2 separate regions of the Homo sapiens genome follow, and region 1 is linked to region 2. A link is a loop called in an ENCODE intact Hi-C map of the cell type or tissue named here. Cell type or tissue: Caco-2. All regions are shown on one strand. Links, peaks and the distances in the headings refer to the core of each region. The heading gives the core; the rest is flanking DNA.

Region 1 (4,403 bases), core at 78-4,077, 96 kb after region 2:
CAAAAAGGGGCCACAGGATCAGAAGTTCAGCCACTGATTGAGTCACCTAAATAAAAAACAGAATTGGAAAGCCAAGAGTGCCACTTGCACATAAGGAGTGGGAATTCGAACTGAGGTGCTGGAGAAATCCTAAAGATGAACAAGATTTCAGTGAGGAGAAAGCCCTCCTGTCAGTGGTCCCCCTGCATCTCCTTATGCAATTAGACTTTTTAGGTTTCCCTGCTCCCTTTCAGGAGCATTGGCATCAACGTTATTCTCTCAGTTTATGAACACAGTAGGGGAGGGGCCATTCCTGTACATCTCTCACAGTCAGATTAAAGCAAAGCCTAGAGTTTGTAAACATAATTCAGGTTCTAATTGCCGAGCTGAGATTGGGAAAGAATTTTTCCTAACTCTGGTCTAGCAAGTGGCTGTAGGGAGGCCTTTCTCAAAAATCAGCTGTATTTGCCTTTGACATTGTCCAGGAGCAGAGCACCAGGCTTTATGTTGCTTGGCACAAGGCAGCTCCTCTGGTTATGTGACTCCTGCTGAGAGGATTTTCACAATTTATTAATGAGCTTTCCACAACCCTGCTTTATTCTCCAAACAGTTTTACGCTGTCTCTAGGAACAACAAATATATCTGGGCACTGTGGTTGAATGAATACCAGACAATTGTGTGAATGTTGTATTGGACTTCCTCTTCCCTCCCTTCCCAATCTAAATAGCATTCCTATTTCAGGAGCCGATGGTGTGATTCGAAACAACTGCTTGGTTGAAGGATGGGGGGCAGGATCGAGAAGGAGAGAGGGAAGGGGCAGTGCTGATTCTGGAGAGGTGTATGTAGTGTTTTGTCTTGGTTTATTTTAAAGATCAGAGAGTAATTGGAAACAATTATTTTTTAATTAATAACTTGGGAAAGGTGAACAGAAGCATTTCACAGGGTTTTACCGTGTGCACACTGAAAATAAAACACTTTATGCTATGCTTCAATAATTTATCACTTCTTGACAGGGGCTTGGAAAAGGTCCAGTATGTAAGTACAAATCACCAATTTGCTCTTTTATAAATGAGTTCTTTTAAGGAGAAAATGGATGGCTCTCCAAGTGGAGCATACATGTTCTCATTTGTTTTGTAGAATATGTGGGGCTGCAGGTTATTGTGTCCCTTCATTCACTTATATCAGCCACCTCTAAAAGCAATTCCATTGTAGTCTCCCACTAATCTGTAGCGTCCTGTTTTTTCTAACTTCTTCCCTGACCTCGCCTTTGATATATAAGTCTTTATTTTCCCCTTGCCATCTCTCTAGTTTAATAGCTCTACAGTGGAGTACTGTTTTCAACCATGGAACTACTTTTAATCAAGATCAACTTTGGGAAGTGCTGCCATTTTTATGGTAATAAAGGACTGTATTATGCACTTGAACCCGCTCAAGTTGTCCCCTGTGTATACCTTCACATAGTAGAACCATGAAACAAAGTGTAAATGCTTAAATTGCTTTGTTCTTAACTGTAGTCTCCTAGAGGTCAGTGAATGATTTCTAGTTGCATTGTAGCGAAGACATTTGTTCCAGGTTGAAGAATTTTTTACTTGAGAACATACATTTTCCCTGTCTGTGTGCCCCCAAACCCTGTCTGCCACACTCTTTCTCTTGGGCTGTGACAAAACAGAATGTTTAGCGAGAAACAAAATTGTGCTCGATTTTCAGACTATCTGACTTCATTTTCTGTTTTGGTCTTTGAGCTATTCCTTGGCTAATCTTCCAACAAGTCGAATTGATTCTTATTTCAAAACTGTTTATCCCAAAACAGAGCTGTTGACAAGTACAAATACAGATGGCAGACATGTGGTATGATTTTCATGTTCTCATCTCAGCATTCAGGAAGGGAATGTTATTGAAAGATGGTTTACATCTGAAGCTTTCTGCTCAAGGCAATATGGAATGCATGCTAGGAGCGCTTAATTATGCTTAATTAATAATAGTAACAAATGCTTACGGGATTTCCTTAAGGTCTAAAAGTGCAGCAGCATTGGACTTGCTGTGTAAGGCTTACCGCCCCGGAGGCTATAATAATCTGTAACAATAGAAGCAACCTCTAGGGGGTAAAATTGTCTTTGATAATCACTGACTCTTGGGTGACCTCAGTACAGCATTCCAGGCCAAAGATCCAGAATGTTCCCTTACTGGGGGCAGACACGCCTATGATTGCACTGACCTTTGTCCTCCGAGCAGATGATCCTCCAGAGTACTGGCTAGCTCTTAGATTCAGAGGTAAATCCCAGCCCATGCTGTGGCCTTGCTGTTCCCCACAGCCCAACTGCATTAACTATAATTTTTTTTTCTCCACAAAAAGAAATTGTTGGTGAAAGGAAGACAACCTTCAGTTTTTCTCCCCACCGACCTGGTTTCAGGAGGCCGTGTGCTCAGTGGAGTGTCTCTGCCTGTCTTCGCTAAGCTTGCCCCTGACCATTGTGGAGGTAGATGCCACCTAAGAGTGGCAGGGTTAGTCCTGACCTCTGGGGTCTGAATATCCAGCAACTATCTTAATTCCAGTCGCTGCTGTCTGTTGTACCACCAGTACACAGCAGTACAGCTGTGTCTCTGTTGTTGACCGACTAACTTAGATTCACTGTTGAAGTCCAATTAGCCAGAGTGGGGGTGAAAATGCAAGAGTGGACGGTGAGAGTGGTATGTGTCATGTACGACAGGACAGTGGAGAGAGCCCTCTCTGATACCTGTTAGTCCCTCCTTTAAAAGATGCGGGAGGTGGCCAGGGAGTGGGGATTTCAGAATGTGGTGGCAGAAATCAGTTTGGCATTTATTGGATGACAGCTGTAGGCAGGCACTGTGCTATACCTTAGGGGGGTAGATAAAAAAGGAAATATGACATTGCACCTTCCATACTGAGTTTGTAGGTTTGGGTATTTATGGGGGAAAGTGGTACCCTCCATCCTTTTTTTAAAAAATTGGGCCAAAATTGTAAGAATTCTTTTAAAAACCTGAACATTTTAGATGGATTTGAGCATCTCAACTGTATGTTCGTATCTTGAAATTCCAAATAAACTCAGGAGTGGATAATTCTGAAATCTGAACGTAACTATGCCCTGTTTACCCACAGGCCCAGGTAGTTCAGCCTCCCATCTTTGTTTTTTTCCTTCTCCTAGAAAAGCCAGCTTTTGTGTGGTTTAACTGAACAGTCATGTTGGATTTTTTTTTATTTGAAGACCCATTTTGACTCATCTGCAGCACTGAAGGATTTTCTTCATAGTAATTTGGGAGTTATAGCAGATAGAAAGGCAGAGGCATATTCCAGGAATTTCATGAAATATAAAACACTGAAACACTTGGGATAGGCTAGTTTTCAATGCCTAGGTTACACAAATGTCCAAATTCACATGGGCTTAATTTATTCCAAGTTTTATAATGGGATGGATGTTGGTGAGTTTGGCAATATACCAATAATTTGGATTAAAGGAGAGGTTAGTTTATGAAAAGTTTACGTAACAATCTTAGGCAATTTTATTACCATCATGTGCATACGGTATTTCAAGTCACTATTCAGTGTTTATATCAAATAGACGTTTTATTGAACTTGGAAAAATGAAAAAATTAAAAATGTGTAATATGTACGGTAGAGTGGATGTTGCTGGGATACAGGGCTCCTTATACCCCGCCCACAGTAGTGTGTTAGTCACAAACCCCAAATCTCAGTGGTTTGAAACAACTAATGATCTTACTTATGCTCCATGTGCACAGGGGCCCATAGGTGGGACTCCACTGATTGCAGTCACCTGGGGGCCCAGGCCGAGGGAGGTAGCACCTTATGTTTCCACCATCTCAACCTGAGGAATCAGCATCTGCTGTGGCAGGGGAAGGGCAGAAAGGATCACTCCCTGGCTCCTAAAACCTTTTGCTTAAAGCTAGTGTCACTTCTACCCCATTATTAGGCAAAGCAAGTTACACGGTCAGGGCTTACTTTAAGTTTTCAGAAAAGTATAATCCTTTCATGGACCCAGGAGAGACAACCAGAAATACTGGTGAACAGTGGTAGTAACCTACCACATGATGTGTACTAGTCATGGTTCCTCCAGAGAAACAGAACCAATAGGATGTATAGAGAGATTTTAAGGACTTGGCTCCCACAATTGTGGAGGCAAGCCCAAAATCTGCAGGGTAGGCTGGCAGCCTGGAGACCCAGGGAAGAATTGCCACTCAAGTCTGAAGGCTGGCTGCTGGAAGAACTCCCTTTTCCTCCAAGGAAGTCAGTGTTTTCCTATTAATGCCTTCAACTGATTGGATGAGGCCCACCCACATTATGGGGGGTAGTCTGTTTTATTTACTTTAAATAGGTCTACTTATTTAAATGTTAATCTCATCTTTAAAAAATAGCTTCATAGCAACATCTAGAGTAATGTTTGACCAAA
Region 2 (4,403 bases), core at 241-4,240:
ATAGAGAATTCGGATAATAATGGATTGACTAGTAAGAAATATAAATTACTCTACAGAATACAAGGATAGCAGATATAAGATTACTCCTAGGGCTGAGATAAAAGCCCTCAGCAAGAAACAGATCTTATTGCAGAGAGTGCAGCTGTGGCTCAAGGATGGCTGACAAGCCACTGAAATGCCTCACCAGTAGAACTTGCTGGAAACCCACCTTCTTGGGTGTCAAGGAAGCTATTCACAGGGTGGTGCCATGTTTTGGAATTTACTCCAGTGTCAAGCAGGAGGTGGTGGAGGAAGCTGCTGGCCACTGGGTGCTGGTGACTGCTACTTGCTGCAGGAACCTGGCAGTGGAGAAGCCCCACACGTAGAAGGAACCTAGAGAAGAGAACAGACCAGAATCAGAAAGATATACCCCTTCCTCCTCTTCTGTCTTTCTTGCACCCTCCACTGACAAACAGAGCATCATGCCAGATACCAAAGGAGAAATATTTACAGGGTCCAGCTCCATCCTCACAGAGTAGGTAATAAGGGATGGATTTGAAGTTGAGAGGCAAGAAATTGGTAACTGGCACAGTTGCTAAGTCAGCATGACATTCATTCAAAGAAAGGTAGACAGTCTTGAAAAACATATCATTCAAGCCAGGGAAAATGTAATGAATCTCCTTGTCCAAAAACAGAGCATACTTCTTTGTTTAAGGAAAACGTCTATGGGTTCTAGACCCATAACCCTTGGGTAGTTCTGGATAAACATAAATTCTTGTCCTGTTTTCCAAGTTCTGCTACAACCAACTTATTGCTGTTTGGGCAGGGTATTATACAATCAACATGATTTTAATTTTCTTAGATTTTTAAAATCACTTTCATGGCCTGTCTCCCTCACATTATAAACCTTACTGCTTTGGTGAATCTTGAAAGTTTCCTTTTGTCTTCAGCTGTGTATTACAATTTTGGGTACACCTACAGCTGCAGGTGGCTAACTCTTCGAGGCTGGAGATGACCTTCATTCAAAGTTACAAAATATCTCTCATGATAGCCTCCATCATGGCTATAGAGAGCTCTAATTCTCTCCAACATGACCTCAGAGAGACAAGATGCATTTAACTTTTTAGGCCAATAGTGTTTGATTTCATGAATTACTAAAAAACTTAGGAACAGCCTTTTTTATTACCCAGAAATAAGATTTGCAAAGGGGAATTAATAAAGTAAAAGGAATACTTATCCAGAGAGTATTTACTAGCAGTGTAACTTGAGGCATCTTTGTCCCTTGTTGCACAAATGCAAAATGTGTGTACTAAGAGCAACAATTTTGATAGGCCATTGTGAAAATCAATTCAGTTAATAGATGTTAAAGTGCTTAAGTCAGCACCTGGTACACAGTTAGTACTCATAAGTGATACATATGATCTGACATGAAAACCAAGAAATTTCTTAGATTTCTGGCAGAAATTTATCCAACTTGAGAGAAAAAGATCAGCAAGAATGAAGAATTTTAATACATTTTTGAAATAAGAAAAGGTATTGTACCCTTTGGTAGTAGAAAAAAATCTGCTTCCATTGACTATAGTCAGATATACTCTATTTATTAAGCATAATGGGAACTTGTGAGAATGTAGAAGATCTGTCCATTTAGGGCCCAAAAAACTTCAGGAAACAGTCTCCAATGGGTTTATGATGGATTGGGATGCAAATTCAGTGTCACTAGATGGCGCTGTAGAGCAATTAAGCTTGGTTGCTTGTTAAAGGTGATTTTAAACACTATTCTAAAATTGGGTTATTTTCATATGAACATTTTGCACAAGCATAGGTAGTTATGTGAGCCAAAAATAGTGTGCCTATGTTCACCAGGGTTTTTAACCCACAAACAGCTGGTGTGGCAAGTATGAGAGACCTTGAGAACAAATGACCAGGAGGAATAGTAGACTTACGGGAAGATAACTGAACACAAACCAAGCTAAGATTCAGTAGCTGACTGGGATCACTAAATGGTGACAGAGAAACTGTGGTCCGAGGTCATCTTTTCAAAGTTAAGGCTAGCATCGGTAAAATGAAATTGTGAGCTAAATACTGCAAAAATAGAGCATTAAAATACTATAGCTTGATATCTTTATTTATATCTGAGGTTCTGATAGCATACCTGATGTTTTACTGTCTAGTTCACAAAAACAAGACTAAGTTGAAATTATATGTTTTCAAGTCTTATTTTGGATTAGTATTTTCACTTTCTAAAGGGCATGTTTTAAGGGATCCACACTATTATATAAAAAATTGTGTTTGGGATTTGGTAGAACTTTTTTTTGGAAATAGTGAGGAGAGAGGCATGAAGCAAAGAAAGAAGTTGGTTTTATATACAGATGTTAAGGAAGGTTATAAAAAAAGAAGAGAAGGTGCAGGCCACATTCAGACATTTGACTCACATTATAGTGCAGTAAAACTAGTTGATTCAGTTCATTGCCTTCAATCTCCTCAATCAGTACAGCCTTGTCAATTTTTAAACCAGCCAGCAGAGAGCAAGAATGACTGGATGGCTGTGCTGCGATCCATTTATTGTACTACACAGAGCTATAGCTAGATTCCTACCAAGCCATAACATCACGAAGGAACAGATTGCACTTGACCTGTAGATGAATGGCTTTTGATGGGGACTTAGATGGAGATAAAGGAAGTCAGCTGCTATGGCTCTAGCATTAGAAATGGTGGGATATATAATATAATAGTATAGAAATGGTGGGAAAAGGAAACACTCTAACAGCCTTGGAATAAAGAAGAAATGGAGATAAGAGATTTACAAGGTTAAGAAATGAAGAGGAAATATAAAGGAACTTAAAAGGAAATTATTCCTTGGCTTCAGGAAATTAACTACTGATTCTTTCCTTGTAAGTTGGAGCCTTAAATAGTAAGAGATGTCTGTGGTGTGTAGAGAGGAACGTCTGTCTTATTGTGTGGTAACTCAGGATACTTGGCGTTCAAAGGTATAACATTTCAGTAATCTGGACCTTGGAATCCCCACTGGTTTTAGTGTTGTAATCTTCAGTCTCTACAAAGTTGACCTCAACTGAGTCACTGATACTTCATTAATGATTTTTCATTATCTTTAGATTATTAGACTTTAAGTTTGAGTTATAGGATTCCTATTTCAGGCATCTTCTTAAAATTAACTAAGGGCAAATGTGTATAATTCTTAGGTATTGCCTCTAAAGTCAAGGTTCAGGTGATAATTCAGTTAAAAAGTCAGTTCCTGAGTATAATGATACAGAGAAAATGTTATTTCTGTTGCAGCTGGTATGAGAATCCCATCTGAGGAGGGTTTTGCTAAGCCCATGAGACACTTACAAAAAATTAGGCTACACCCTGAGAAAGAAGTGGACCACACATCCCAGTGCCTCCCCATGGTGACAAGGGATTGGGGGTGGGAGCTGGGGGTGCTTCGGGAAGGTGCTAGACAGAGAGAATGAAATGCTGGTGAGAGGGTAGAAAGGGACCCCTCCTGGGGCCAGTCAGATCTACACACGTGATTCCCAACACATGATAGGCTTAATGTGAGTATATCCTTTGGGAAAACCCTGAAGGGGCTGAGTCTTGAACCCAGCGAGCATGTTTGAATTTAGGGGGAAAGGCCATCATGAGAAATATGATGTTGGTAATTTTAACTTTTCTTTAGTGCAGTCATTTAAAGCTGACAACAGGTCACCTAGCTGGAGAGCGGCAGATTTGCCACCCCACACTCACCCCGGCAGAGTGGAAAAGCAACTCTTGAACAATGAAATGAGTGAATGTGGAGATGAGTGAGGCCTTCCCGCCTCCACAACTCACCTTCTGTATCTATATGCCCCCCTGATGGCCCCTTATAGCTGGGCCCTCCCTGCCTCCAAAGGGTTAGATGAACTGAGTAACTGATAAATTACCCCCTCAGCTGTCTTCTCTGTGAGATGAGGAACTAATAGGATCTCTCCCGTGAGTTGTGGTGGTAATTCACATAAAGCCCTTAAACTATTACTGGTCATATGTGATGGAATATAGAATATATGTTAGTTCTTATCATTAAAAAATGACCTATTCTAATACTCTGTGCAGTAGTAACAGATGAAAGAAACATGACTCTCAATTTTTAAATTTTCCTCAGCCTTTGCTTCATGACTGTGCAAAAACACCAACTCTGGGACTTTTAAAAGACTTGGTACCCTAATGTCGAGAGAGGCCCAGAGGTCCTACTGCTGTGCAGTCCACCCTCCAGCAACAGAAACTCTGGCCGAATGCCAGGGATTAAAATATTCCAAGGAAGACAAAGACTAGAGCCAAAGCAGAAAGAAATCAAGATAAGAAAAATAATCCCTTGAGTGACACACAGTTATAATTAAATAACACAGAACTAAAGCCAAGCATTTTTTGTTATGCCCTCTATGAGTAAT

Evidence for each region. Peaks named below come from ENCODE experiments on the same cell type or tissue, not always from the same donor. Only the 100,000 strongest peaks of a DNase experiment are listed, where the experiment ranks them.
Region 1: a loop joins it to region 2, with 2.0 times the contacts of the local background. A loop is called at or near these places in 1 of 110 quality-filtered maps.

What each region holds. Positions count from the first base shown.
Region 1 is chr4:146,190,133-146,194,535 of GRCh38, forward strand. It overlaps LSM6 (LSM6 homolog, U6 small nuclear RNA and mRNA degradation associated), which reads left to right. Exons shown (of 4, transcript NM_007080.3): 4 at 1-1,403. Among named protein-coding and RNA genes, the nearest start is that of LSM6, 17 kb to the left of the region's middle. In Caco-2, for the core only: no CTCF peak of the experiment used is centred there; a DNase peak (open chromatin) is centred at 2,169.
Region 2 is chr4:146,093,597-146,097,999 of GRCh38, forward strand. No RefSeq gene overlaps it. Among named protein-coding and RNA genes, the nearest start is that of LINC01095, 26 kb to the right of the region's middle. In Caco-2, for the core only: CTCF peaks have their summits at 1,752 and 1,959; no DNase peak of the experiment used is centred there.